2 separate regions of the Mus musculus genome follow, and region 1 is linked to region 2. A link is a loop called in an ENCODE intact Hi-C map of the cell type or tissue named here. Cell type or tissue: heart. All regions are shown on one strand. Links, peaks and the distances in the headings refer to the core of each region. The heading gives the core; the rest is flanking DNA.

Region 1 (15,442 bases), core at 4,973-12,972, 250 kb before region 2:
GGAAGAGACTCTAAGTATCAGAAACTAGGCCATAAGACAGCAGCTCTAGGAACAGACCATAAAACCCAGAACAAGATCATAAAAGCCCCTCCCAAAGAACAGCCTGGGATAACCACAAAACGGGGAAATATCTCAGAATGAGCGATCTGTGCTGGACAGCCCTATTTTATGGTTGGACACTCATCCATAGGAATGTAGACCACTGACCACCTGTAACCTCTAGCTCACCTGTAACCCACCAGTGAAATCTTACATTACCTAATCCTTCCAGAGAGTTTCCTGCCCCCTCTAAGAAGGCCTGCATGCCTTTATCTAGGTTCGACATTTCAAAGACTGGTTGACCTCTTCATGCTGGCTGCCTCTGCAGAATAAATGCTCTTTTGTTTTTGCATACTGAGTCTGGGGTCTTCCTTCAGCGGTTTTCAGACCCTTACATAAGGAGGTGTAGATGGAGGATGCTGGAGACTTGGGTCTCAAGTATAAATATGAGTACCCCAAAGTTGTTGGCATTGCTAGAAGGGAATCTGAAAAGAGAGGGGAACGCTGGGTCCAGAGGAGAATTCTTAAGATACCCAGATTGGTAGGATAAGCTCAGGTCATGAGTGAACACAGAGAGATGGGAATCAAAGAGAATGACCATGTCAGAGAGGGAAAACCATCCTAAGAAAGGGAGGGTAGTTGGGCGTGGTGGCGCAAGCCTTTAATCCCAGCACTTGGGAGGCAGAGGCAGATGGATTTCTGAGTTCGAGGCCAGCCTGCTCTACAAAGTGAGTTCCAGGACAGCCAGGGCTACACAGCCTGTCTCGAAAAACAAAACAAAACAAACAAATAAGAAAGGAAGGAAGAAAGAAAGAGAGAGAAAGAGAGAAAGAAAGAGAGAAAGAGAAAGAGAGAGAGAAAGAGAGAGAGGAGAGAAAGAGAAAGAGAGAAAGAGAGAAAGAGAAAGAGAAGAGAGAAAAGAGAAAAGAAAGAAAGAAAGAAAGAAAGAAAGAAAGAAAGAAAGAAAGAAAGAAAGAAAGAAAGAAAAGGAGGGTAGACTCCCTCATGGAAAAGCTGGCGAGTAGCAGCAACTTCTGTCAGGGTGAGACTGTAGAGCCGATGACTAGTCTCTGTTTGTTCAGCCAACTGCTTATTACTAATACATGGGGAGAAGGAGACGTAGAGCCTGAACCTTCCAGGAAAGTTGGCTGAGGAGTGGAGGCATGGGGGTAGAAATTAGACAGGGAATCTGTCTAAAAGTCACTGTCAGTGTTAATGCTGAGCTCTTGAGCCATCCTTCTATAAAGTACTCTTTTTAATGTTCATTTCGTACAAATTAGCCAAGGCCTTGTAGGGTGGAACTTTCTGATTTCCTAGCATGGGCCCTTACTGACTTAGCGGACTGCAAAGCTAGCCTGAATACCTGCCGCCTACAGGACTGTAACACTAGAGGGCGCCATAGACATGCCCGCCCTCCGCAGCTCCTCCCCACCCTCACATCCTATACACCAAAGCTCCCAACACTTCTTCGACCAGCACTCGAAGAGCTTCCCCTCGCCTGCCCATGACGTCTGCCCATGACGTCTAGCTGACTGGTGAGAAAGAACCTCGCCCACGGACTGACAACCAATTGTTTGCAATATTGTCGGGCTCGCAGGGAGATTTTTTTTTTTTTACGCAAAGCTGATTCAGATTTGGTTTTGGACCATGGCTGTTCCATCGCAATGAATTAATACAAGTTCTGTCAACTTTCTCAGTACTCACTAGGGCATCTATTTGTAACAAATTCTTCTTTCTGGCATGTGCACATGTGCACATACGTACGTGTGTGGTCATACAGTTTTTTTGTTTTTTGTTTTTGTTTGTGGGTTTTTTTGTTTTGTTTTGTTTTGTTTTTTGTTTGTATTTTCGAGACAGGGTTTCTCTGTGTAGCCTTGGCTGTCCTGGAACTCACTCTGTAGACCGGGCTCGCTTCGAACTCAGAAATCCTCCTGCCTCCCAAGTGCTGGGATTAAAGGCGTGCGCCACCACGCCCGGCTAAGATTCTTATTTTTGATCTTTTATTTTATGTGTATGTGGTTGTGTGAGCTTATGTGCCTCACATGAATGCAGGATCTTGCGGAGCAAAAGAGGCATCGGATCCCATGGAACTGGAGATACAGACAACTGTGAGCCACCATGTGGTTGCTGGGAATTGAACTCAGGACCTCTGGGAGAGCAGCCTGTGCTCTTAACCTCTGAGCCATCTCTCCAGCCCCAACTACCTGAATCTTGAGCTCAGGAGACAAGGTTCAGTTTATATGATATTTAGTCAGATTGTACAAAGAAATCCTGGTGAAAATATCTAGAAAAGAATGGAGTTTGGGAAATATAAAGTCAGCAGTCGTTTTTATTTTGTGCTCTGTGTATGTGGTAAGGCACAGCAGCGAAGACTACACCAGTTAGCCCCAACCCCTCAGGGCATGAAGACCAAGAGAAGCCCATGGGCCACGGGAGGGAGCATCTGTCTCCACCACAGTGGCAACCCACCTCTTGGATTTTAATGTTTGTGGAAAGTGCAGGCTTCCAGGAGTCCTGGGGAGAGAAGAAAGATATAGGACATTGAGAATACTCTTACTTTTATGAGCTGTTTAGCAGAATGAAAGGAACCTGAATGGGCAATTCAGTATCACATAAATTGTGCCAAGGCTCATTGTTCTGCTAGACTCATGCATGCTGTGCCCCATCCCTCCCATCCCTGCTTCCCTACACAGCTCCTGAGCCTCCCACGGGGAGGGCTCCACACAAGGATAGAGAAGCTGTCATGTGACTTTCCTGCCCTACAGGCATCCCCAACTTTGCTTTTAACCAGTGAGGCTCTGAACTTGAATTCACATAAGGAGAAGCCGCCTAGGAAGGCCCTTCTTCCCTGAGAATGCGAGGCAGATGGTAGCTGGCAGTCCCCAGCAACGTCTGAGCTGGGTCTAAGGATGGAGTGGAGAAAAACAAAGCTAGACTGGTGTTCTCTGGAGCATACAGGTAAGGGAAATATTAACTTGGATTCTGTCACACTAAACCTCAACAATCACATTGCTCACACTAGAATTCCATGTGGCAACTTGTAAAACACATATATAGCATAGCTTGGCACAGTGCAGCACAGTGTAGTATAGTATAGTATATTGTCTCCGACCGTCAGATCTAGGGATTAAACTCAGGTCATCTAGCTTGTGCCACGGGCTCTTTTCCCCACTGAGCCATCTTACCAATCCACATGGGGCAACCTTGAAAGGGCCATCACCCCAGAGCAGCACAGTCTCCGAGGCTGTATCTCCAGCACAATAACTTAAATGAAGGCCAAGACTCACCTCCAAACTCCAGTGGGAGACTCACCACTGTATATCCCATGCACCCCCTCGCACTTTACAAATGTTTTCAGGTGTCCCCGCTAATCCCCAAACAGATGGTAAAATATATTTTATCCTATTTCAATTCCTGGAATATGGCATTGCAGATGCTGCTTAGCAACTTCCTAGCTAGCCAGAACTTATCATTATTGAAGTTCCCTAGAACAGAGCTGTCTAAAAGGATGTTCTATGAACAGAGCTGTCTAAAAGGATGCTCTGTGATAATTCTTCTTGCTATGGCTACTTTCAATTAAAATTGTAGCTGGGTGGAGTGAGGATATGATATCTAGATTTAATCCAGCTGTCACCTGAACTTGCTCTGTCACACCTTGCTAGCCATTGCCATATTGGACAGGGACCTCTAATAAGTTCAGTGCCCCTTTTTATCTTCTTAGGAATTGTGTGCATATAATTCGTCCACTGCCTTAGTATCCTGGGTCTGCGACCCCTTAACAATATGTGCATATAACCCACGTGGTTGTATATGCTAGGTTTTGCCTTGCTCACGTGGCTGTTTCCTAAGGGTTTGAGTTCTTGTAACTACCATTCCAGCACCCATCGCTGGGTTTCTCTGCGACCTCTCCACAGGGTTCATTCTACTTACGTGAGGTTGAGCACTTCCTCATGTTACCGACAGATTGCATGTACTCCGCTCCTAAGTATTTTTCAGGTGTGGTACCCTCTGGAAGTTTAACGAAACATTTGGTGTCATCCCTGAACAGAAGGTCCTTGGTGGTGGACTTGAACAAACAGAAATTGCCGGTGCAGTCACTTCCCCCAAATAAAGTCTGTCAAATGAGCAGAAAATAGACGTGAACCTATGTCTCGGACTGGAAACACCTGCAGGAAACTGAAAGGTCCAAGCCAGCCCTGGGAACAACAGAAAGCTACAGAAGATATTTATAATTGACATGGCATTTTTTTAAAAATCGACACAAGAAACAGAGGTATAAAACGCTGTAGAAAGGTTAAACATTTCACATTGAGTTTCTTTAAATATTTGGTAATGCTGCTATGAAACTGTTAGTGATTGTAAGACTGCTTGACTCAAATCTAATGTCAAACTAGAAACACCACTGAAGATTATCATAGGCTTTGGAAGGAACTTTTCAAAGTATGCTAGCCTATTTCTTTTAAAACTAATGACAAATTAAAAGGCAGGCAGCTATACCAGAAGGAAGGGTAATTTGTGTGTGTGTGTGTGTGTGTGTGTGTGTAGAGTGGCCCTAGGGATAAAGTGTTCCAGTGGCCCCTGTACTCGCTGCCCCCCAAGGCTGGCCCTGACAGGATTTTTCTGAGAGTAAGAGTCTTGTATTTTCCAGACTGTTAAGAATATGGTGCAACTGATACAAGCAAGAGAAGGAGTAGTCAATTCCGGTCCTTAAGACTCATACGAAGGAACATTAGAAATTGTTTTCAGAAAAACATTCTCGAGGAAAATAAAGTCCCGAGTCAAGATCCAGATGAGCTGGAAGGCAGATTCTAGGCTCGGAGGGGTTATGGGTCAAGTGGGAATTTGTCTGTCCTGACTAGGAGTTCCACAGGAGCAGAGCCAGGTCTGAGGAATCCAGTCCCAGCTAGCACACTGTGTGCCCTCCCTGTAAACACACATTCCCTAAGACGTGTGCATGCACCACTTTATTTATTTATTTTTTTGTTAACTTAGAAACATGTGTGTATGTGGTATTATTTCCATTTAATACGTGAAGAAACCGAACGTGGACATTTTAAGCCATGTGCCTAAGATGGCGTGGACCGAAAGCTGCCGAGCTGAGATTTGAACTCAGATATTCTGATCCACGGTCTGTAGAGTCCAAATTCTAGTTTTTAGAAAGGAAATGCTCACTCCGGAGCTCCGTTTAACTCCGAATAGCCTGCCCCTGCTAGGAATAAACGGTAGCAGACCCTGGGTAGTTCATACCTCCTGGCTAGTCAGTACAGCCTTAACCCGGGCTGCCTTCTCTTTTCGTGAGACCACAACATGGTTTGGAGCTTGGGCCAGGTGGCAGCTGGCAAAATCTTTCACAGGCTTCCTGGTGCCATCAGGGCAGAGCAACTCGAAGTCTTCCTGCTTCAGATTCTTAGCCCATTCGGCAGGGTTCTTTCCTGGGTAGAGAAAAGGGGTGGATCCGCCAGGTGGAACCGTTGTAGTCACTGGGATGTCACTGACCCACAGGTGTATGGAAGGCGTGTGCCTTCTGTCCAGCACAAGCCCATGTTTAAGGTTATGGTGGTGTTAGGAGGAGAGGATGGTCGTGTTCATTACAGGTAGCACTCGATTCACAAGAGCTTTTTAGTGACCACTCTCCTCTGACCTGCCCTCTCAGCCAAATGAAAAAAGAGCCACAAGCCAGGCAGTGGTGGTGCTCGCCTCTAATACCAGGACTTGGGAGGCAGAGGCAGGTGGATTTCTGAGTTCGAGGGGCCAGCCTGGTCTACAGAGTGAGTTCCAGGACAGCCAGGGCTACACAGAGAAACCCTGTCTTGAAAACAACAACAACAGCAACAATAACAAAACAAAACAAAAAGAAAAGAAAAGAAAACAAAGAAAGAAAAAAAAAAAGCCATGTTCTATGGGTGGTTTTTTTTTAAAGAAAAAGAAAAAAAACTTCTATTAAATTCCAATGCTAAACAACAACAATGCATTTATTTAAATAAATAAATAAATAAATAAAGCAAGCAAGCAAGCAAGCAAGCCAGGTGTGCTAATGCATGCCTTTAATCTTAGCACTTGGAAGGCAGAAACAAATGGATCTCTGTGAATGTGGGGCCAGCTGGTCTACACAGTGAATTCTAGGTTAACGGGAGATACAGAGTGAAGCCTGTCTCAGACAAAATCCCGAGACCTTCTGTACTTCTAGCTCCATCAAGGAGCGGGGAGAAGGTGGTGCTCTAAGGCAGTTTCCCCGCCTCTGTGCTGCCCTCTCAGCTCTCCAAACGGAAGACCCGCCCGGAAGACGCTCTCATATCGATACTCATCGATATTTTCAGTTTGACTTCATGCTAGTCCCAGGAGCTAATGTCCTATCTCAGCTGCTTACTTAATCTTTTCTGCATTCTCTTTGCAACAGTTAACCAACCGAACAGTCGATTTAAAGACCTCCGCCCTTTCGGAGGTTTTCCGCGGTTCCTCCGGGCATTTTTTATTGCCAGTTTTCATTTCTCGCTCATAAAGCGGGATCGTGACCTCTCTCGATTCATTCACTGTCCGCTCAGCTTTTCCCGTAATTGAACAAATACTGTGTGAGACCAGCGTTATCATATTTTAAAATTATTCCCTCACAAACTAAACACCCTCACTTCTGCGTTCCTTTACTCCCAATGTTTTCTCTGGCACCAAGCCTGGAAATCACAAGTTGTGCTTCCACGCATGCGCCTTGTCCTCATTTACCTATATACAAGTCTGTGTGATGTTACAAGCCTACATTTTTTTTCTTAGCAGTAGATCTTAACACATATGAACTTCTGTAGCTCTCAGCTACTTATATGCGTCACAGTTTCTTCTGCACCATTATGCAAATCAAGGTAATTCTTTAAAATCATTGGATCTTATTCTATAGTGTGACAATAACACAGTGTTTTTAAACCATTCCTCCATTAATAGATATTTGGAGTAATTATACTTTTTTTTTTTTTGCCACTACGGTAATGATGAGTGTCTATTGAATATGAATGTGCTTATGTAGATGTAGAACAGTTAATTCAGCTTAATTTTAATATAATCAAATTGCTTCCACCACCCTACGTGGTAAAGACTTGATTAAGCATGATCCAGGCCTTGGGTTAATTTCCAAGTACTAAGGTGGGCTGATGGAGGGACAATGGGAGGGACTGGCAGAGGATTATAACAAGGTTCTCTAGAGACAGAAGCTATGGAAAGAGAACTAGGAAGGGCTTGCATTTGTGCCAACTGAGCTTGTCGTGCCAGCATCCTGTGCATAAAAATAGCAGCTTGTCAGTCTGAGGAGCTGAGGAGATGGAAGGTCAGGTCTCCTACAGCAACTGTAACCAGGAGGTTACAGGTGTTGGAGCCTTTATGAAGAGTGGAGAGTCAAGGCCTAGAAATCAAAGACTTACTCAGAAAAGCACAGAAGAAATCAAAGGTGACAAAGAACCAAGACCAGGATGACACTTGGGTGGCATGAAAGAAAGCCTTTAAAGAAAGTTTAAAAATCATGTGGGGAACAAGGGAGGGAGAGAAGGGAGAGAGAAAGGGGGGACTGAGAGAGAGGGGAGAGGGAGGAAGAGAGAGAACAAGGTAGGAAGAGGGGAGAGAGGGAGGAAGGGATAGAGAGAGGAAAGGAGAAGGAGAGGAGGAGGGAGAGAGAGGTAGGGAGAGAGAAAGAGATAAGCAGAGGGGAGAGAAAGAGAGAGGGAGGGAAAGGGGAAAGAGGAAGGGAGAGAGAGGTGGGAAGGGGAGAGAGAAAATGTGTGTGTGTGTGTGTAAGAGAGAGAGAGAGAGAGAGAGAGAGAGAGAGAACACAATCAAATCAGTTCGTTAAATAAATTCTTAGTGTCTTCTGAGTGCAGTCTCAGGTGCTGGGAGGATAAAGAGGAAGAGAAAGAGCCCAGTGATTGCCCACAGCCAAAGTGCACACAGATACTTTGTAGCCACATAGACAGAAGATTCTCAGCAGAGTGGGTGTGCCGCCTGGGAAGGCGTCTCAGAAGAGCTGGTGCCGAGAGACAGTCCATCCTACATCAGTTGCCCAAGGCAGTGAAGAGAACAGACCTGAGAGCTGACAGGGCAGTGGTTAATGGCCGGAACGGCAGTTCCTCAGGAGCCCTTGGTGACATACAAGGCCTGGCGTGCTCATCCTTCCTGATACTCAAGCCCATCTTCCCAACCTTGCCATCCCACCTCATTCCTTAGCTAGCATTCCATGGCCCGCAAGAGCTATCTCTTCATCGTTTATCTAGTCTGGGTTGCATCATGGATTCTTACTTTAATCTATGGTTTGCCATCTGTTACTGTTAACATTAGTTTCATGTCCAACATTTCCAGACATGGCACTGGGAGATGCTATACACTGGCTCCCTGTGCTGTATCCCATCCTCCTTTGCACACGGCAGTGCAAGCAGCTTCCCACGCATATTCACCCTGCCCCAGCCTTGCAGGGACCCTTGCCATAGGGATCACTGCAGAGCAATTGCTTCTCTCTCCATTGAACATACAAGTTGAGAATTAGAACTCTCGAGCCTGACGGTTTCTGCACAGCTCCTATGGAGCCATCCCTGAGTCTCAGCAAATCCCAGTGACCCAGATTCTGGAGGGAACCAACAGAAGAGAGCGCACACATACCTTCGGTGTTATCCAGGACAGTCTGGTGTTTCACAAAGGCTACATCTCCTTTCTCAACGAGACACCTGAACAGGTCCAGATTTGGAGAAGAGAGAAGACAGGAGGTCAGACTGGCACCTGTCATTCAGAGGCACCTTGGGGATTCAGGTTGGTCACCTGATGTCATCAAGTGTTAGGGCCACTCGTTCTATCACTCAACAACATGCAGAATAAGGAAAGCAAAAGGCCCCAAGTTGCTGTGCAGTCAGTCCCACAAGCTCAGCTCCACACACCATGCTTTTTTTTTTCTTTATTCTTTGTGGGTGCGAGAGGAAGGCGTATATGCACGTTCATGTGAGTATGTGTGCATGTGCACATGTGTACATGTGTGCAGAGGTCAGAAGTCAACATTGGACATCTGCCTTTATCATTCCCCACCTTACTGTTTGAGACATACATGGTCTCTCCCTGAGCCTGGAGCGCCTCAGTTTGGCTAAGCTGGTGGCTAGTGAGCTCCAGAGACCCACTTGTTTCTCCTCCATCCCACACTCGCAAGTGCTGAGGTTAAAGACATATATTCGTGCTTGGTTTTTATGTGGATTTTAGATATCCAACTCTGTGTGTGTGTGTTGGAAAACTCACCTGAAAGCCCCTGTGTAACCATTATATTCCTCTTTGTTGTTCGGAGCACATTTGAGTGGGCCAATACACAGGTCACAGAGGGTGGAATTCTTCTCATACCCGGGAGCGCAGCCTTGACTGAAAAATTCATCTGGACAGAAGAACAAGAAAATGTCAGCTTTGTGTGTGTGTGTGTGTGTGTGTGTGTGTGTGTGTGTGTTAATTCTAGTGGCTTACCTAACCCCTGACAGGCTATGAAATAATTCACTCTGCAACCTGCCACCCACCAACCCAGAACCACCCAGACTATAGGTCTTTGGAGGAAACTTCTCAAGGTTGGGAAAGGATTTTGTGAGCATTCCACTTCAGGGTAAAGGAGACCCCTGGAGGACTGTGATGGTACCATCTCTAGCCTGTAGAATGAAGAAATGGAATTTCTAAGGTTGTACCATTCTTTCTTTCTTTGTGAGTTTCCCCTTCCCTGCCATTCATTAGAAGAGCTACACTACACCTCAGAAATCAAGAGAGGGATAGGAGACAGCCTCTGCCCATCAGCTGCTTCTATGGATGTGAAAATATAAGGAGGCTCAGGGAAGCAAGTTCAGGAGCCTGTGCTTTCTGCCTGTCACCCCAGGTGTCCTTTGTTTCTGAGACAGCAGAGCATCTCTGTGCAGAAATGTGTCCCCATCTCCCCTCCCTGCATATTCTAAGGTCGCAGAGTTCATAGTCATGTTTACAGTTCTATCATTTTTAAGGAGTTGCCCAAATTTAGAGGCATCAGGAAAGAAGATCTGAGGAAGCCAATATGAAGCAAAGCCATGGCCAAAATTTTCTGTTGGGATCTTCTACTCAGAAACATAAGGAGATAGAAACAGCCTCAGGTAGAGGACATAGTCAACTGAAGAATCCTCAGGGCTGAGCAGGGACTCGGTGAGATGACCAACACCTTAAGGGACCCAGGAAACGGCAGCCCACATAGTCATATCACAGAACCCTGATGGCAGAGATTGCTTGATATCCACCCAATGTCTGTTTCCCTTTGTTCCTCCGTAACAAAAATCTAATTTGGTTTATAGTAGGTACATGTAGGTAGGTGTCTGACAGGACACCTAAGTTCTGCACAATGGCAAGTTATATGCAAATAATTGCTTTCAAGTCCAGAAGGCTCTTTTCAAGCACTGACCATAGTGGGTGTAAATTTCCACTTGTTCTCCTTGCCTGAATTGTGACTGCCCAGGCAAGGTTGCTTTGAACATGGAAGTACTATGATGGAAATCGTGGACCGGAAAGAAGGAGAAGCTCTCAAGACCTTATCAGCCGTGGACTGCTCACCTCTGATCTCCATCATGGGAGAGGCAACTAAATGTATATCTACTGACGCCATCATTTGCCACTGAGACAATCATCCTGACTCCATGGCTCAGCTCCGCACCCCTCCTAGCTTTTTTTGCTATTTCCTTGAGGTTCATTTTTGTGAAACTCACTTTTATGAACCCTGAGCCCACCGCCTCCCTCAGGACCCTGTTTTTCTGCACGGCTCCTCCCAAGCTGCCTTCCCAGCTCTGCTCACCGAATTTGCAGTGGTTGATCCTGTTGTACAGCATGCCCATAGGGATGTTCCAACCAGCGGTTCTGTCTACCCCAGTGTGGCAGGACTTCTTGCCTTTCAGGTTGTTCCAGGTGATGCTAGTGTCCGATGCCTTCACCACAGCCACGGCATAATACCCTTTAGGAAAGATACCTGAAAAGAACAATTAATATCGCTGGGGCCTCCCAAAGTATCTGCTTCCAACAGAAGCCACTGTCTCCCTAGGACAGCGAGGATGTCCTAAATAGCATTGTGTCGTGAAAGGAATTCCACAACATCTAACTCCGGTGAAGAACAGGACAGTCTTGCAGGAAGAATCTTAAAAGCAAAGTACTAAGATCACATGGTGCCCCGTGATTATGTCCATATTAAAAATGCTTTGATGTATTGATTTAAAAATAAAATAATGGGCTCAGGAAATGACTTGGTTGGTAAAGTTCTTGCCATGTAAGCAGTTCGGTCCCCAGAACTGATGTAAGATAAAAGCCAGGCATGGTGGCATGTGCTTATAATCTCATTACTAGGAAGATGGGTACAGACAAATTCCTGGGCCTTACTAGTAAGCCAGCTTAACTTACTCCAGACCAACAAAGATCCCATCTCATAAAACAAAGTGGATGACTTCTGAGAAATTCCACTTGACGTTGACTTCTGACCTCTACATGCCCCATCACAAGTGTGCACATGTGCCCACATATACATGTATACACATAAAATAGCAAATATTAACATATAATCATTAGGAAGAAGGCTAACATACAGCCCTTACCTGTATGCATAAGGTTATTGAAGTTAAAAGCCAGTAACTCACTTTCCAAATTATTAAATCAAAGACATGGGTACAGAAAAGTTAATGGAACTCTGGCATTTTGTATATGAACATGTATTGGGGTTAATCAGGCCAGATTCCCTCTGATAATAAGAATATGATTTTATACCAGGATAAACATAAAAAAGGAAATACCAACAACACATTGGTTGTAATTTTCTATAGCACAAATGTGACCTCAGTTGGGGCTGGAACACCTGTGATTCTGTTTTCTGTTTTAATTAATTCAATATACTTTCTCCAATTGAAAACAATCTGTGGAATAATAATGGCTCCTTCTAGATATGCTAAAAACTGGGAGGTTAAGTTTAGCTGCAGGGACAAGACTACAGAATTGTACACTCATAGTTCTGTGGAATACAACCTAAGGAGACTGAACACTAGGACTCAGGGTCACTTTGGCATTTGAATTCCTGTTTGCTCTGGTGCCATCTTTTCAGATCCACTCCTAATCAAAGCCTTAGTAAGAGATGGGCTAGTCTGGTTTCCTGGGCCCAGCCTGGATGGAATTCCATGCACTTAGACATCAGCATTTTGAAGTGCTCCATTCAGTCCTGCAAGGACTACATAGACAAGGTCTGTGCTAACTCTCATCTAAAACTCTGAAGACTTCATAGGATTCAAAATGGTAGGAAGCAATGGGAAGAACCTAGATTGTCCCCAGGATCAGTTGACAGGGGCAAGAAATCCTAGCTTTGTCAACAGATGTTCTAGTTACTGCTTTGTTCAAAGATTTGTTTGGAGACCATTCATAAATTCTCAACCCTTGGGTTCCCTCATGCATCCTTATAGAGACAATACCTACATATTAACAGGAGATGAGTAACCCTGTATCTGAGTCACCACACACACACACACACACACACACACACACTCCTGATCAATTACTATTCTTTCATCTCACTTTGCCTTCTAAAATTGGCTTTCTCCATTGACTTATAAATTTGCCTAACCACTTCTCCCAACAATGAGAATTTACCTTCCTGTGCCCGAGATTACCCGTTTCAACTCACCTTGTTGTGATGGGATGGCACAATTAGAGCTCTCTGAAAGAGAATCAAGAAACCATTAAACATTTATGTATAGGATAGAAAACCCACACCTTTCTCATGAGGCAACTAAAACTAAGAGGCATGGATAAGACCACACACACCTCTGATTTACAATAATGTCAAGACTCTCCAGATGTTGAGAGTTCACCTGGCTGTTGACCTCTGGGACTCATTCACAAACTGCATTTCAAGTGTCTTGCTCACTGTGTACCAAGCCCACAGTGGGATGTTGACTGAACTTATTTGTCCTGCTACAAGGTAGCAGGAAAAGTGAGCCTTCTGGATATCGCAAGACTTTCCAGACTTCCTATATGTCCTCTGTAATTGGATCCTTTTTATACCAGAAATCTCATCTCAGGGACTGAGGATCCCACCACTCTCATCCTTTAAGATGACTGTGGAGATTCTAGGTGAGGGCGTCTCAGAGACTGAGAAAAAGCTCATGCAAGGAGCATTTTATGGTGGCTGTGGGATAAATTGGGCTGTGATTCTCCTTCTACCATGGCTCAGAAAGAACACAGAGGCACTGTCCTCACTCACCGTAGTACTCTGCCATGACAGGCACTAGACCACACTGGCCTGCAATGTAGGCATGTCCTCCATCCAAAGTCATGGCGTCCGCTTCTCCGTTCTGCAAAGACACAGGAAGACACAGCAAATGAAGAGTTGCTATTTCCTGTGCCACCTGCCCTTTTAGACTGGCCTCTTGAAGGCCCCTCTCAGCCCAAGTTATAAAGCCAAGGGCAACAGTAGATGTTGGTACCGGACCCCTGATGATCAGTCAGGCACGCCCAGATGTTAGTGTATTTTTATATAAACTCTGGTTCTGTGTTAGCAAGCTTTGTATGAAGTTGGTTTGATTTTTCTTGCCTTGACTCAGACAAAACAAGAAAATGGTCTGTAGCTAAAAGAATGTAGTATCTGAAAATGTAGATAGAAGAATGGGGTTCGCAGTCAGTTTTGCTTTCTGATAGATATCTTAGAAAGCACAAAAGAGTCAACTCAAAGAATAGGCAACTGGAGAGGCTCCATAGAGCACAGAACAGAGGCAGGGGTGTGAGAGCTTGGAGCTTCCTTGCCCTCTCCAAGGCTGCCACCCTGCAGAACCTCAGTGTATTCTCTGAGGCAGAAACGCCAGGGTTCGAAAGACACAAGAAAGGCTCACAAGACACGATGAGGTGCTAAGGTGGGGTGTGCTAAGCAACCCACACAGCACACTCTCAAGAAGAGGGTTTTCTCTGAGTCACGGTGATGACAAGGGGTGCTGTTTTTCTTCGTTCTCGGGCTCAGGATTTAGAAAATTCTCTACAGGCAATTTAAAAATGCTATCTCGATCAATGAAGTGAACATGTACTTGCTTGCGAAATCAAAACGGAGCCCTTTCCACACTCCCCAGGGCACATCCTGAGCCCAAAAGGCACTCTTGTCATGGTCCAGTGTCCTTTGACAGGAGATGGCTCAGTTTACCCTTCTACTGCGCTAATGTAAAGGGCATCCTTCAGAGCTGAACTCAAACCATGAGAGCAAGGAGTCTGGAAAGGGGATTTCCATGCAAGAGTTACACTTGCTAACTCAGCGGGCCAGCAGGCCATAGTGTTGGGGACCCACCCTGAGAGGCAGGAGACACGTACCACAATCTTTTCAATGCAGTCCTCAGTGGTCTCTGCTGACTCACACTCTATCTTTCCCTCACTGATGATGCTCCACTCGTCACACTTGGTTCTCTCCAGGTGACTCAGTGCACACCACTTCACTGGCGAGTTGTCGATCGAGCCCTCCGGGCCTGTGGTACCAGAAGAAGAGCCGGGGCTCAGGTAAGAAAGGCTGCAGCAGCTGTCTGGTAGATGTCAATGCTGCTAAGTGCTTTATGGAAATGATGAGCTAAATAAACAGATCCCACCAAGGAACTCCTAATCGTCTAGGGAAGCAGATGGGACACAGCCCAACTGTAGTTGATTTCATTTAAGTTCAGCTTTTCTTCCGAGGTAAGATTTAGTTTTCTTTAATTTTAATCACGTGGGGTGCGTGTGTGCGTATGTGCGTGCATGCATGCGTAAGTGCATGAATGTGTGTGTGTGTGTGTGTATGTATGTTTGTACATGTTAGTACAAGTACCCTCAGAGGTTTGACTTTGGTTTTCACTACTGTAGGACTTTGATTTTTTTTTTGTTGCTGTTTTTCATTCTTTCATTTTGTATTTATCTGTTCAGTAGTGTGACTATCTCTCAAACATTTGTCCTCTCCCTGACCTGAAATTCCTTCCCCAAACAGCAGAGTCTAGTATGTGTTTATAAGTTAGGCACCCAGCCGAGTCTGTGGCTGGTTGTCTAATACATACCTACTGAGTGAATAAATTATTAGGCAAACCCCCAGTCCTCCAGTGAAACCCAGGGCCAGATCAAACTCCCTGCATCTCCAGCTTTCATTACGCCCATGTTGACCACAATATTGGCAAGAGATATACAGTCTGCAGAAACATGGAGTTATTTACTTTCTAATAGTCTAATTGGCTTCATAAAGGGCAGGGGGCTACCCTAATTTTTGCAGAGGAATGATACTAGTATGAACCCAGGTCATTTTAAATGTGACCAGCCTTTAAAGCACTTGGTGACCTCTGGGTCCTCTCATGGTTGATGCCAGCCAGCATCAGTCTAGCCCTAGGCTCACAAACAGGATGGAAATGAGAACAGCAGGAGAAGCTGTCAG
Region 2 (15,442 bases), core at 3,470-11,469:
TCCCTCTCATCAATGTCACCCATCCCCACTTAGTGTAGACACCTTGTGGGTAACCACATTCCTCTTCTATTCTCAAACCCAGCTCTTCTCCTCGCCACAGAGTAAGTAACACCAAGATTTGGTTTGCTCATCCACAGTTACACTGGGATAACTGTGTTAGTTACAACTTGGATAACAGTTAGCTATGCGCACTGAATGACTCGACGTGTGAAAAACACCTCCTTCCTCGAGTAGCCGGCCTGGCACAGGCCGAGTGTCCCACACCTGGCGGCCATTATTATCATTGTTATTTGCCTTTGTACAAAGCAACTGTACAATGAGTGTCGGATGAATTAGATTGGTGTGCGCATTCAGCCATTGCTCCTGCTCCACCTGCTCTTTTAAACTCCTCCTTCCTCTTCTCTCTCTCTCTCTCTCTCTCTCTCTCTCTCTCTCTCTCTCTCTCTCTCTCTCTCTCTCTCTCTGTGTGTGTGTGTGTATGTGTGTGCTGGGGATTGAACTGAGGGTCTCATGCATGCTAGGCATGCAGTCTATTACTGAACTACATCCTGGCCCCTTGCTGCTGCTGCTGCTGCTGCTGCTGCTGCTGCTGCTGCTGCTGCTGCTGCTTCTTCTTCTTCTTCTTCTTCTTCTTCTTCTTCTTCTTCTTCTTCTTCTTCTTCTTCTTCTTTCTTCTTCCTCCTCCTCTTCCTCTTCCTCTTCCTCCTCTTCTTCTTTCCTTCCTCCTTCTCTTCCACCTCTTCCTCCTCTTCTTCTTTCCTTCTTCCTTCTCCTCCTCCTCACCTCTTCCTCCTCCTCCACCTCTTCTTCCTCCTCCACCTCTCCCTCCTCCTCCTCTTTTTCCTCTTCCTCCACCTCTTCCTCCTCCTTCACCTCCTCCACCTCCTCCACCTCTTCCTCCTCTTCTTTTTAATGCACAGGCAGTTAATGAAGACTTCCATCTAGTGGCTTCATAGATATATTATTTTTTTCTTTCAATTTCCCCTTCTACTGTCCTTGGAGGAACCCTGTCACACTTACCCTGGTGTTCTGGACCTTATCCTTTCCTGGCGCTGCTTCACTGGGGACACAGTTATTAAAATAAATGGAGCTGGTGGTGGCAGGTGAGGGATTGAGCTGTGATTGTGTTTTTTAAAAGAGGCAAAGACAAGGAGCATTTAAAAAAAGGTTCTCATGTGAGCCCAACAATTAAAGTTAAAGATACTGGTGTCTCAGCAGCCTGAACTACATGCAGGCTGAGGGGGGAGCTGGGCAAGTCTGGGCTCCTGGGAAATTAACTCAGTGGGCACAGTAATATGAGATTCCCTTGGAAATATCTTCACTTTTATGTGACTTCAAGTAAGGGTAGATTCTCGGCATGACTTGCTTCTAGCAACAAACAGGAAACTAAAATCTGTGCCTAGGACCCTACTCACTCACCATCACACTGAAGCCTGCCATCTTGCTAAGGCCCCACTCCCTGTGTCACTAAGGATGCACTTATGCCTCTTGGCTCCCACGGCACTACTCTCTACTCTTTTGCTCTGCTGGCCCAGTCTCCGTATCAAAGCTCTAAGTGCTGCCGGTCCTCAGGGCTGGCTCTCAGGGCTCATTTTTATCTGTAAGCGATCTCATCTATCCACAGGGATTTAAATGAAATGAAATTGTGTGCCCACCTTGATTTTCATCTACCTATTTTCTTTTTGAGATAGGTGCTCACTATTCAGACCAGACTAGCCTCACAGAGATTTGCCTGCCTCTGCCTACAGACCAATATTATGGAGAGACTTTCTCAGTTGAGACTCCTTCCTCTCCAGTGACTCTAAGCTTGTGTCAAGTTGCCATAAAACTAGCCAGCACAGTTGGGAATAAAGCGTGGAGCCTTAGACAGTGGTCTTTAAGGCTCTACGTGCTTGGCTGTGTTCCAGTTGTTCACAGGCTTCGTCGCTCTGGAGTCTGGCTTTTCCAGATCACACTGGTCTTCCCTCCTGCTCTGCCTGGCTCTTTCTTCATCCTAACCACCTCACCTCAAACAGAATGTCCTCTTCTCTGCTCACCTCTGCCTCGTTGGCTTTCTCTGAATCATTTACAATGGATTGTAATGACTTTACCAAGGTTGTCTTTTGAGATAGAATCTTACTGTGTAGCCCAGGCTAGCCTAGAGCTTGCATTCTTCCTGCCTTGGCCTAAAGCATGCTGGGATCACAGGTGTGCTTCTGTCATTCCTGCTTGCTGACTGACAGGGGAAACCCCCATCTCTGCCCTATTGGCTATGTGGGGCTTGGTACAGTAGATGTCAGCTGAGCTGACAAGCTGCCAACGTTCCTTTGTGGCGAGCCGAAGCTGGGGTAAGAGCCGCGTCCTGCACTCAGAAATGCCTGGGGCCCCACCTTAGTCTACACTGAGAATCACTCTTGTCACAGCTCCATCTGGACACCTCCAAAGGAATCTGTTTTGAGCACCGGGCACATCAAAGACTCAGTGGCCTTGGGGAATCTGTTGGATAGCCAGCTGACCCCGCCCCCTTATTGTCCATCTCTGTTTTCCAACCTCCTCCCCCTTCTACTGGAGCAGTGGTTCTCAACCTTCCTGATGCTGTGACCTTTAATACAGTTCCTCATCTGGTGCTGACACCAACCATAAAATTATTTTCCTTGCTACTTCATAGCTGTAATTTTGCTACTGTCATGAACTGTAATGTAAATATCTGATATGCAGAATATCTGATATGCAACCCCTGTAAAAGGGCCATTTGACCCCCAGGTTGAAAACCGTTGTACTAGAATGTTCTGAGGTATGTTCCTGATAAACCCTCCCTCTTTAGTTTGCTGTATAAGACCTCTTATAACTTGACCTTGCTGATCTCTAAGTTTGGCCTCTTCTCAGGGGCAGAACTCCTTTTGACTTGTTTGAACTTTCCAGATTCCCACTCTTACCTCATTCTCCTATGTGCAAACATCATAGGCAAGCCTTATCTAGCCCTGCCTTCTTTTTCGTTTGTGAGGTGAGCTCCTATTCATCCCTCAAAACCCAGCCCAGGCTGCCCAGCCCATCTCTACAGTGGTTGTGCTGTCTTTTGTCCTCATCCTTGTCTTTCTTCACCTTTGTATCCCTCACTCAGTGATGGTCTCTCATTATGGCTCTTTTTTGTTCTCAACAACAGTTTTAAAAAAGCAAACATATATTACGGAAAACTTCAAGTATATAATGATACACCAATAGAGATCAGAATTCTGACTTCCCAAACAGGTTTCAACAGTTACAAATTGTATGTCTGATTTAAAATTCTCTGCTCTTGTCGACTTCTGGCCTCACCTCCAGAGGTCATTATGAGCACCTCACCTGGAATATATCTTTCATTAATCTTTGCTATTTTCATGTCCTTATATTTCAGTTTTTAAAATTAAGATACCACATACAGCCAGGCATGTACACACCTGTAATCCCAGCACTTGGGTGGCCGAGTCAGGAAAGCACAAGTTTATGGTCAGCCAGGGCTACAGTAGTGAGATCTTGTCTTGAAACAAAAGAAAAACAACTCCAAAAGAGGAAAAATACCTACAAAAACCTCACCAGCAGTGGGTGTGCATCTACATCTGATCTTTAAAATTCAACAGTGGTCTTATAATTTGGCATTCTCCTGCCTGAGCACTTTCTCCCCTGATGCTCTCTTCAGCAGCTTCTGCTTTGGTTTAATGCCTGTATCTTGCCTCCATCTCTTTGGATGTCATGGTTTCCAGCCTCCAACACTGTGTGCTCTGACTCCCAGGCTGGCTGGCTGGCTGGCATAGGTTAGCTCCCTTCCTTTCTACTGCCTTTGAGTAGCTCCATCTCTTATTGTATTAAACGTGGACAATACCTTTCTCACACACTCTCCCCCTCTTATAATCACAGATGTTTTATTTTCTAAGGTCAAATGGCAGGACAGAAGAAGAAGAAAAAAACCTGTTTAATCACCAGAAGACTGTATTATGGATGCCAGCATGAAAAAGAGCTCCATTCTCCTGAGAATTATGATGTAGGTGCCCCTGGCTGTCAGCCGCTTTGGGCGGATGGCCAAGTCCTTGTTTTACTCCCCAGCTGAGCATCCTAAGCCTGCAAAATACCGCCAGCTATTCGATTGTTTTTCATGGTGCTCCCGCTCCAGGGCAGGCCAGCAAGCTCTACGCTCGGCCATCTGCCTTCCCACTGTGATTAAACCATGGCTCTAACATCAAATAGCAGCCATTTCTCTTCTTATGAAGCAGGGCAGCTTTATCTCAGCAGTAGCAGGTGCCTGCTAATCCCTTAATAAGTATTCAGTAAATTGATGAATAAGTGATACTCGTTGAAAGAGTCAAGCCCGTGAGACAGGGAGACATCCGTTTTCAAAGACCAGGCCAAGACCAAGGCAGCGAGTAGTGAGAGAAGCGGTGGAGAAGGCAGAGGTCTCCCTGGAAGCTCTGGGAAGGAAGTGTGTGAGGCCAGTTTAGTGCCATCTGGCAATGCTATGCACCAGCGTCCTTGCATACTGTCCACGGTAGGCATGGACCTCTGCTACCGAGGATTCGATAATATATATTTCAGGCTTCATGGGTTATGTCGTTGTTGTGATGCACAATCGCAACCCCTCTTGGTGGGAGAACAGTTGGGGATGATTAACACACAGATGGGAAGGGCTTTATTTTAATAAAAAGCAATTTCACAGGGCTGGAGAGATGGCTCAGTGGGTAAGGTGCTTGCTATGTACCCACAAGGATCTAGGTTCAAATCTCAGACCTGTTTAAAAAAAATTGCTGGACATAGAGATGTAGACCTGGAGCTTACCTGTCAGACAATGTATCCAGAGAGTGAGTTTTGTTTTGTTTTGTTTTGTTTTTTTGTTTTGTTTTGGTTTGGTTTTTCGAGACAGGGTTTCTCTGTGTAGCCCTGGCTGTCCTGGAACTCACTCTGTAGACCAGACTGGCCTCGAACTCAGAAATCCACCTGCCTCTGCTTCCCTAGTGCTGGGATTAAAGGCGTGCGCCACCATGCTCGGCTGAGTGAGTTCTGGTTTCAATGAGAGACCATGTCAGAAAAAAAATAAGGTGGAAAATTGCCAAGGGAGACTCCTGATGTTGACCTCTGACTTCCATGTACACATTCCACACACAAACAACCTGATTTGTCCAAACACATGTCCCACCATTCCTGACATGGGAAGTTCTTGACCCCCCCCCCCCACCACCACCACCACCACTACTTGTGACAGAGAAAATTGGAACAATGTGAGCCCAACGGCTGGATGTTACTTGGCTGGGCTCTGGTGCCTGGGTGTTTGGTTGGTCATTCTTCTGGATGGTTCTCTGAGGGTAGCGTTAGATAAAATTGAGATGGGCCATGGTGTTGGGCATGGGGTACAGGCTTATTCTAGCTACTCTGTAGGCCGAGATAGGAGGACTACAAACTCAAGGAGTGCCTGGGCTATAGAGCACATTCTAGGTCAGTTTGGGCCTTTGAGTGATACTCTGTCTTGAAAAGTAATAGACTGGGGGTATAGCTCGGTGACAGAGTACCAAGCTAGCATGTACAAGGCCCCAGGTTCAACCCCAGCATCACCATGGTAATAGTAGTAACAATAGTAATATGCGCAGCAGTCCATTATTATTATTATTAATTATATAGACTACTTTCTGTAATGTGAATGAGCCTCATCCAGTCAGCTAGATGATCAGATAAAAGAGACACCAGCATCCCCTGAAAACCTAGACCCTGACAGCAGACATCCCATAGACTGACTTGCAACTGCAGCTTGTCCATGCAAAAAGGAGTTTGCATTCTTTCTAAAATCTTTGAGTTTTGCTTCAAATAAAGTGTGTCATGTACAAGGTTGAGGGCGGACATGCTGAGTGCTGGGTGCTCTTCTTCTATTAAAAGATTTCACAGTTAAGAAAAGACAAGGTGGTATAAGCAAAGTCAACTGGAAAAAAAAAAAAAGAGCTGGTCCAGTGGTCAGCGCTTCACAGTGCTTAAGACAGGGGCACTCTCTGGGAAAGTGTGCTGGCATGGAGGTGGGAACCATTGGGAATGAACAGGGACAGGAGGACAGGTTCCCAGGGTAGCAGTCATGAGGCCCGAGTGAGTTTGCTGCAACCTTGGGAGCAGTGGGTAAAGCTGCTGAAGGCACAGGTGCAGGGAAGTCAGGACTCAAGGACACAGGGCCACACTGCTTGAGTCTCCCAGATGTCCTTTCTGTTCGCCTAAAGGAAGCTGTTTGGAAATGGTTATGTCTAGCTTTCCTCTGGTGAGATCTTCCTCCTGGGTGTTTGCCCATGCCTGAGGGATTTGTGCTAATCAGAAATATGCTGAGATCCACACTACCAGGGCTCCTCTCTGATTCAGGTGCGACTCTCAGAGAAGATCCTTTGTGTGCATGTACATGTATGTGCCTGTAAGTGCATGCATGTACATGCATGTGCCTGTATGTGCATGCATGTACATATATGTGCCTGTAGGTGCATACATGTACATGGAGGACAATCTCAAGTGGATCTCCTTAGGATCTCTCCATTTTTTTCTTTCTGAGATGTAGTTTGTTTGTTTGTTTGTTTTGTTTTTTTCAAGACAGGGTTTCTCTGTATAGCCCTGGCTGTCCTGGAACTCACTCTGTAGACCAGGTTGGCCTCAAACTCAGAAATCTGCCTGCTTCTGCCTCCCAAGTGCTGGGATTAAAGGCCTGCGCCACCACGCCCGGCGATATGTAGTTTTTATTGGAACTCAGAGCTCGCCAATTAGTACAGACCGGCTGGCCAGGTATTCTTGTGTCTCCCCATCTCTGGGATTATAAGCCTGGGACCAAGCTTGGGAGATAGCTGTGGAGGTAAAGTGCTTACAAGCAAGCCTGACCTACCTGACTTTGACACAACTAAAATCCATATGCACTATCAAATTTGGGTGCCATGTTACCATGTCTGGTTACCAGTGATGAGGAAAACCATGACAGCACTTGTATCTCTCTGTGTCACTGCCAGTGTCTGTCTTCCACTGAGTAGGTTGAAAGAGATCTAGGGAGGGGTCCTATCACATCGAAATGTGTTTTGACCACCCCTCTGGTGATCCTCCTGGTCTGTATACAGTTGACATCAGTCACATGCCCAGCACTGCGCTGACAGTGTAATGTGCCTGGACCAAAGTGTGGATGTGTTGATTCAACATTCTTCCTAGACTCCAGGGTCCATGGCTCACAACTAGGTCTCTTTAATATGTGAATGCTCACAGTGCCTGGTACATGGTAGTCTGCATTCAAAGCCTCAGAAAGGAACAGAATAAAAGGGAGTCTGTGACAACTCCACTGTAGCTACTGTGATAAATGTTACACTGCCAGGCTGCTGCAAGAGGGCAGGACCAATGGGTGCCACCACCGTGAAAGATTCTGTACTTACGTGTGACACTAATTACACACACAGGCTGGGAAGTGGTAGTCTAATCTGACACTGACAAAGCCTTCCTCCCTCCTGCTCTATCGCTGTAAGCTTCAGAAAGACCACTGCCATGATGGCAGCCGCAATTATCTCCTTCCTCTTCAGAGCCGGACATGAAAGTGGGCTGCGCCGGGAACCTGGGAGAGGATTTGTAGAATGGGCTTCAGAGCTTGGGACTCTGCCTCTAAATTCAAGCTCTGCCCTAAACCCGCAAAGCAACACGAAACGCAACTCAAAGAGGAGAGGGATTTCGTCTGTCCCAAATAGCAACGGCAGAGAGGAGGGACGGGGTGGGCTTCCTGCGCAACGTTTCAGCACAGAGCGAGATTTTATGGTTGGTTTTGAATCCTCAAGAAATTTGAGACCTGTAGTGGAAATTCTGACACCCTTAGATTGGCTGCAGCATGGCACGGATTGTGTAGTTGGCCTCCCAAGTCAAGGTGGCTCTGATGGAGTGGTGAGTCTAGGAGTCCAGAACCTGACACGCATGGAACATTTTGCACGGGGGGTGGAAATGCTAGGTTTGCAGGACAGCTCCTAGAACAGCCAGAAGGTGGCGCCACTTGCCAAGAGGCAACAGCCAGGGGACTCACCCAACCCCTCCCCCACCTTTCCCCCATCTCATGGAGGGTCTCCTTCAGCTCTGGGTTTGGCTTGAAGGCTACTCAGGGATTGCTGGCCACAAAGAGACACCTGGGCCCATCCCTATGTGTCACTGTACAGATACTATCTGAGATCCTGCCTGAGATACTAACGAGTGGGATTGGCTGGGTAGACAGGCTACAAGGGCTATGCAACATTCATGGTTATTATTATTTAACTGTGACAAATGATGACATCGATTACTTACAATGAATGCTTACTGTGGCCAGGCACTACAATAAAGATTTGAAATAAATTATTTAAGTCTCACAACGATGTCGTGGCATGAATATTATCGTCCTTTTACGGACCACAGCATTTCATCCAGAGAGGTCAAGGTTGCGGGGCTTGTCTTAGGTCAACTGCAAAGCCAGAGTGTGAACTCAGGCCTTTTGGGATGTGCAGTATGCCCCATTATCTGCTACCTCGTCTTCCTTCCTGCCTGACTTCCTCTTTCTTCTTCCCTTTCCTTCCTGTCTTCCTTCTGTCCTTTCTTATTTCCTGTCACCGAGCTATCGTTGCAAAATTCAGGGAAGACCAGACCACACTTCTGATACTGGGGCATTCTTAGTGTATTGAGTAGGCTGAAAAATGACCACCTCAGGGGTATAGAAGGATGAGGACAGCTCTTGAATATTCATTACCGCCTACCCGAAAGTACAGCGCTAGATCTGGCCAACCCAGGAATCCCAGCTGTGTGTTGGCTTAATTTAATCAGGGGTTTTGTGAACTCTGATCCTGTGTGGGCTTTGTCTGCTCCCATTTAACGCTTGGTCTAGACAAGTTCATCGGGCAACACCTGAGATATAGCCTGGCAGGTATGTGAGGTGAATAACAGATGTTTCATCACTTCAGAGGGGCATAGGTCATTATCAGAATCTTAGGAATGCAAGGACCACAGGTGCAGAACATTGCCAGCCTGGCCAAATTTCTAAGAATGGGGAGAGGGCATCTCTTCTTCTTAGTGTCTACCCGAGGCTCAGGAGTTTGTAGATGGCTCTGTCGCATGAGGCTTGGGAGGTCAGTGAAGTCTGCCCTCTGATCTTACAGATGAGCCTCTGAGTGAAAGGGATTTGTCTAATGGGCTCAGAGCCAGGGAGGGAGCCACCAGAAGGAGTCAAGTGGAACTTGTCCCTCCAGCCTCACGAAGAAGACCCTGCCACTTGCCTTCTAGGGTTATGAACCGGAATCTGGCTTATTTCCTGTGTCTTCTACGAGACCCAGGGGAGCTGGTCCCTCTCTTTAACCGTTGAGAAAAGGGTTCAGGGAGGTCACACAGTAACTGTGTGTGTCCCTCCGTGATTTGAAAGTCTCTCTCTTGGGGCTGTCTGCACTGCGGTTTGCCCTCGTGAATTAATGGTTTTCTAGGAGGCAGAATATGATTTCAAATGGAAGGGGGGGTAGGCTAGAGATGAAAATATTGGTAGTTAGTTGTGGACTTTTGAAGTGGTATTTGAAGAACTAGGACAGAAACCAGGAATATAAGATTTAAATAAAAAACAACCCCCAAAACAAACAAATATAAAACCCCCAAAACAACAATAACAACAACCCCCCAAACAACCAATAGCTTTAGTTCCGGTTTACATTGCACAGTGCTCCAAAGAGTCACTGACATCCTAATCCCAGGAATTTTTTTTTTGAAACATGGTCTTTGCAGGTATAATCAAGATTCTCTGCTGCCATCTTTGGTGGCTTTCAACAAGCCCGTGCCTCATTCTTAGACTGGGAGCCTTTCAGGATAGGCTGGTCCCCAGTTTCCAACATTTGGTGTGACCTCTCCCTACTTTCAAAGAGTCCCTAGCTCTCCAGATTGACACGAAGCTCCGGGTTTGGGGAAGCAGCCGCCCTTAGAGGCCACAGATCCCATCCAGCAATCTTTGGAAAGCCCCGCAGCAGGCTCATCTTAGCACAAGCCTCTCCCTCCCACACAGGCAGCTGCCCAGAGGACCAAGGAACAGTGGCCTGGAACCACGCACCGCAGGGAGCCACTGAACTCCCATCAAAGGAAGGTGTCCTGCCTTGAGAGCTGACTGCTTGGCACATTTTTACTAGTATTATTTTTCCTAAGCCTGAACATCATTGCAAGAGAAAAAAAAAAAAAAAAGAATCCCGAGGGAGGCCTCACCATTCCTGGCATGCAAAGCTATTAAACTTTCAAGTCAGCCTGGAGCTGATTGACGCACCGGAAGGTGTCCGAGCCTCCGGTGTCCTAGTAACAGCCCTCCGTTCTAGTCGCGGCTGTACCTGCGGGAGGATCAATCTACCCTTTGTGACGTGGCTTTCCAGACCAAAGAGGAAAGGAAAGGGAGGAAAATAGACCCCTCCCAGAGGCTAACCACTCCATTTGAAAAGGCGGAGGGTTCTCATAGTAGGTGGTGGGGTTCTAGTTAGGGCCCTCTGCATTTATACATGAAGGCACCAGGAAGCTTTTTGTAATGTCTCTTGGTGGCTGGAGGTGGGGTGGGGGTGGGGCGGAACAACACTGAATCGATCCTGGCTGGATTACAAACTCAACAGGGAATATCCATTCCTCTCTAGACTTCAGTTTCTTTTTAAATTAGGAGTCATGGTGATACAGCTTTTAGGATGCTGACATGGGAGTATCATGAGTTTGAGACCCCCTATTTCAAGGAACCGTATATCACGATAAGCTAATAAATAAATATAAATAAATACAGTCGGAGGTTATGATCTGAATTATGTCCCCTTGGTCCATATGTTGAAGTTCTAATTGCTCAGTACCTCAGGATATGACCATTTTTGGAGCTAGGATCTATAAAGAGAGGGTTATGCTAACTTGAGGCCATGAAGCTGGTTCTAGTCCTGCAGGACTGGAGCCCTGGCAAAAAGAAACGTGGACATGCATACGAGGTCGCAAGAGGGGTCAGGAAGCCAATGGCTCCTGTAGGGAGGAATGCCCTGGCTGATTGACGTCTTTATCTTAGACTGGAGCCTTGAGGAGAGTGAGAGAATACATTGCCTGGTGCTGCAGCCACCCAGACGAAGACCTTCATTCAGGCGGACAGCATCTGGCGATCCTATCTCTCCAGGAGACTCCATCCACCGCTAAGGATTCAAGGGGCTATGCGTTCGAGGCCCTGAGAGTCACGATCCCACTCAAGGCTGTCACCCTCACAAGTTTTATCAAGGTACTTGGTTTTGCTAGAAAACATTGTTGGGGAACCCCTGGGTCCCCCAGAACACATATATCCGTTCTCCACATTCATAACGGGCTGGATAGGAAACTGTACTTAGGAATTCTGAGTCTGTCCAAGGCTTTCCCCTGGAGGTGGTTCCTGGCCTGGCCTGTGTGTGTGTGTGTGTATGGTGGGCTCTGCACTGGAGGCCCAAAGCTGGCTGCTGCTTTAGGAACTGTGGTTGTGAGAAACACCAGAGAGATTTACTCCCCAGGCAGGTGTCCGTAGGCTCCTCTGGGAACCCACACAGTGAATTCCTGAGAAGCCCCAGGTCCTTCCTCATCTTGTCTGATTCACTCCTGATAGGAGTGAGCATACCCGGGGCACAGAGACTGTTGTATAGCACTAACCTCAGAGCCAAACCACCGCCATCTTGGGGGAGTTCAGCTGTGCTGCCTGCATAAAAAAATCACTATAGAGGGCTAGGGAGGGTCATATGACCCTCACCTGGGCATCCGGCTGCTCCCTACCACCCAGTGACTACAGCATTGTCTTAATTTCTTATGGTCTTGGGGAGAAGTTAGAATATATATAAGGAAGACTAGGGGAAGGGCCTCCCTCTAGGTGGCTCTGGGAAAGGCAGCATTCAGCATTCGTGCTGGGTTAACGCTTCTACATTTGAGTAAGTAACCCTTCCTCTGGGCTCTGTAAGGAAGCCTGATAGACTCAATAGTTCCCCAAAGTCAACGTTTGTGGTGTCATTTTGACCGTAGGAGGAGGGTTAGACATTACTTATGTCTCCTCCTGGGAAGTCATTTTAGCACTAGAGTTTCCACTCATTATCCAGATAAATAGCCAAGGTTTTAGTTAGAGACATGCCCGATGCTTCAGTTTTCATGGCAAATGAACAATAATAAAATGCTACTTGCTGGGTTAGCGTTGCTCAGAGCTGCCCCTGACTGGGGTGGGGGATGGGGCGTGGGGGTGGGGTAGGGGTAGGGGGCACTTAACCTGAAGTGGAGAGTGGAAGCTACTGAAAAGGAAATGGAAGGTAGGGCCTGATACCTAGAAAGGCTCTGGCCTGGTAGGACTGGCTGGAGGAAGTGGGGAGGAAGTGGGGAGGAAGGGGAGGGGAGGGAGGACTCAGCTGGGCTGGACCAGGCATGTCTAGGCAGTTAGTGTTCAGACAGAAGCTTGTCTTCTGTACAGGGGCTCCCGAGCCTGCCTAACTCCACGTCTCTCACTGCAGTGCAGCGTCTCCTTAAGACTTACCATTACTCTACGGCCCCTGAAAGAAATAGAAACATACATACATAAATAAATTGGAGATTGTTTTCCAGTAGCTGGTCAGTGTGAAAGGGATGGGGGGGGAGTCCTCTGCGGCTTTTCATTACCTCCCGCTAACAGCTGAAGTAACTTCTCATTTCTGCTGAATAATGCATCTGTGATCACCAGGCTGGCTCGTTTAAAGCAGATAAATGAGTCTTTCTGTGCTGTTTTCCCGGCAGACAAGGATGAACGAGGTTTTATTTGCCTAAATGGAGTCCTCAGCTTCAGTGGCCCTGCCTCATTCCCCCAGGGGACGCTGGGGACCCTGAGCCACTTTTCTGCCTGTCTCAGCCACTTCTCTCCATAATCCTCCGGAAAGGCATACTGCATTTTCCCTCGGAGCTGTGCCAGCTGCCTGGATTAAGTTTTAATTTAGTTCTTCTGGAGAGTGCAGCACATTACCGGGCTCCTCCCATTGCTCTTAAATAAGGATGCCGGGCTTCTGCTTTGAGAGGAGATCTTTGAGATGCGTTTTCTCCTATTATAGGGTAGACCCCTGGATACTCCTTATTCTGTGAGGCTTAGTGGGCTCCTCTGCTCTGACTTGGATCTAGAGTCCAAATAAGCTGTTGTATTTTATAAGATAAAACTTTTTTTTTTTTTTTTTTTTTGAGACAGGGTTTCTCTGTGTAGCCCCGGCTGTTCTGAAACTTGCTCTGTAGACCAGGCTAGTCTCAGACTCAGAGATCTGCCTGTCTCTGCCTCCCCAATGTTGGGATTAAAGGTGTGCACCACCACCACCTGGTAATAAAACATTCTTTTTTTCCTTTTTCTGGTGTTGAGGATTAAACCCAGGGGCTTGCACATACTAGACAGGTGCTCTGCACTGAGCCATTATTATAAAATTTGGATATTCCTTAGGTTTCCTTACAGGCAATCTATTTTATGGCATGATAAATCAAAATTTCATTCATTGTTTGTTGTTGTTGTTGCTTATATATGCCTATCATTTTTTAGTGAAATTCTATAACCTGAGATTTAATTAAATCTTATTTAATAAGATTGTATAACAAGATTTTACATTCAGCTCTCTGGGTTTTCTAGAAAGAACCAACATTTTTCTTTTTCTATTCTTACACCTGTCTTTTCGAACTGCGTAGGCCAGGTCTCTGACCAGTGCTACATTGTAGCGGGCACAGTCCTCATCTTTTCCCTAGTTCCAGTCTCTGCAGTGGGCCTCTAGAGCAGCCTCATTAGAGACATCTAATCAGGCCAAAGACACCTCATTATTATGAGGAACTGAGCTAGGCAGACATCATTGTAGAAGCCAGTTCAAGGTCCTGCCGGAGACAGACGGCAGGGCTGAGCTTGACCTTCGGACTGCTTGATGTCAAAGTCCCCAGGCTTTGTACAATGTGTGCTTTTCATTCCATGGCTCAACTTGCTCAACGTGAGCCTGATAGTGCAAGGTGTCATAAGAGATTCAAGAGTGACTGAGAGGGACGGATGAGAAGGGCTTGGGTGACAGAGTTTGTCTCGTGTGCTTTCTTTTGGCTGCCCTTCTCTTCAGCTCCACTCTATATACAAAGCAAGAAACCTTAGGAAACCAGAAGTTTCTCCTCTTAGATAACAATTTGTGACGACCTCTAAGCAGCGACCTTGTGCCTCCTTCCCTCCCCTGACCTACTGAAATACTATTCCAATTTTATTCATCTCTGTCCTTAGGAATTTCCCCCAGTACATGCTTCTCTGTGTCTAACCACACTGTGGTGTCCTACAAAGTTAGCTGGCAGAGTCACTGCCTCACAGTCTGCATTGCCAAACTAGATTTCAGAAATGGATCGATCTAAGTAAGGTATTACAAGTTTATAATCTTGGCACTTGGGAGGCTGAGACAGGAGGATTGCTGCAAGTTTGAGGCTAGCCTGGGCTACAAAGTAATTGCCAGTCTAGCCAGGACCCTGTATCAACAAATAAACAACAACAACAACAACACACACACACATAAAGTGCGTGCACATTAAACAAGAAAAGGGGGGGAAAAAGCAACGGAATTTTTTTTCCCTCAGAAAATATATTCAGGCTTTTGTAGACATTAAAACAGCCCAGGGTTCTGTCCTGCCCCTCTCCCCTTCTTTCAGAGACAACACAGCTTCCATGGTGAGAGAACTGGGACCTGAATGGCACCCTCAGGCTTCTAGCAGTTTCTCCAAACAGACTAATTTCCAGAGGATAGGCCAACTTTCCAAGGAAGAGAAAATAGGTCCATGACAAGCCCATTAAGAACCCCGATCCTCTGGCCCTTCAGTGATTTTGATTTCTTTTTCCCTATGCCTGTGGAGACCCCAGTATCCCCCTGCCACATCCCCATCTCTTCCCTGGGCAGTTTCTCCCTCTCCCTGGCTCAGCTCCCTCCTTTTGTGCTGACATTCACTACACAGGGTGCTTGCTCCTCTGCTGTTTTATCTGCAGCTGGGTACCGGGAGGTCTCTCAGCGCAAGCTTGTGTTTGGCTGTTAAGGACAAAGGGATCTGATACCGCTAGCAAAGGCAGTTACTGGCATCGCCCACTTGATAGGAAAAGTCCGAAGCACAGCGCAGGGAAACACAGAGCCACCTCCTGCTGGACCCCTGAGAGCCACCTCCTGCTGCACCAGGGGTCCATAGGGTCCTCTTTGATCTCAGAGGCCACTACCTGGGAATCTCTCCTCTTCTTTGGGTGGTTTTAAGGCTGAGGAATCAGAGTGAGGCTCAAAATCAAGGGGGAGAATGGGGAGGGAGGGAGGGAGGGTGGGTGTCTCTGTTCCTATCTAGTAGTTCACTGGTAAATACTTTAGAGGAAAATGGCTGCCATTTTGGATTTTGACCACCAGGAGCAGAAGCTGAAGTCGTGTCTGTTCTTCATGGCCGTTCTGTTGAGTATTTTATAGTAATCTATAGGCTATAGAGTTGCTGGATTATGTAGACATTATTA

What was found. A loop is a pair of places that touch in the nucleus more often than their neighbours do. Peaks named below come from ENCODE experiments on the same cell type or tissue, not always from the same donor. Only the 100,000 strongest peaks of a DNase experiment are listed, where the experiment ranks them.
Region 1: it touches region 2 in a loop (2.5-fold over the local background); 4 of 42 quality-filtered maps call a loop at or near these places.

The regions. Positions count from the first base shown.
Region 1 is chr9:103,206,526-103,221,967 of GRCm38, forward strand. It overlaps Trf (transferrin), which reads right to left. Exons shown (of 17, transcript NM_133977.2): 9 at 14,368-14,519; 10 at 13,277-13,367; 11 at 12,698-12,730; 12 at 10,838-11,008; 13 at 9,289-9,418; 14 at 8,668-8,732; 15 at 5,287-5,471; 16 at 3,970-4,153; 17 at 2,351-2,553. The coding sequence ends at 2,519. Among named protein-coding and RNA genes, the nearest start is that of Srprb, 12 kb to the left of the region's middle. In heart, for the core only: no CTCF peak of the experiment used is centred there; no DNase peak of the experiment used is centred there; H3K4me3 peaks cover 459 bases.
Region 2 is chr9:103,461,737-103,477,178 of GRCm38, forward strand. All of the region lies in intron 1 of Bfsp2 (beaded filament structural protein 2, phakinin), which reads right to left. Gm16252 (a long non-coding RNA gene) reads left to right here and starts at 10,313. Exons shown (of 7, transcript XR_003948081.1): 1 at 10,313-10,431; 2 at 11,009-11,212. In heart, for the core only: a CTCF peak has its summit at 7,969 (motif pointing right); a DNase peak (open chromatin) is centred at 7,955; H3K27ac peaks cover 170 bases.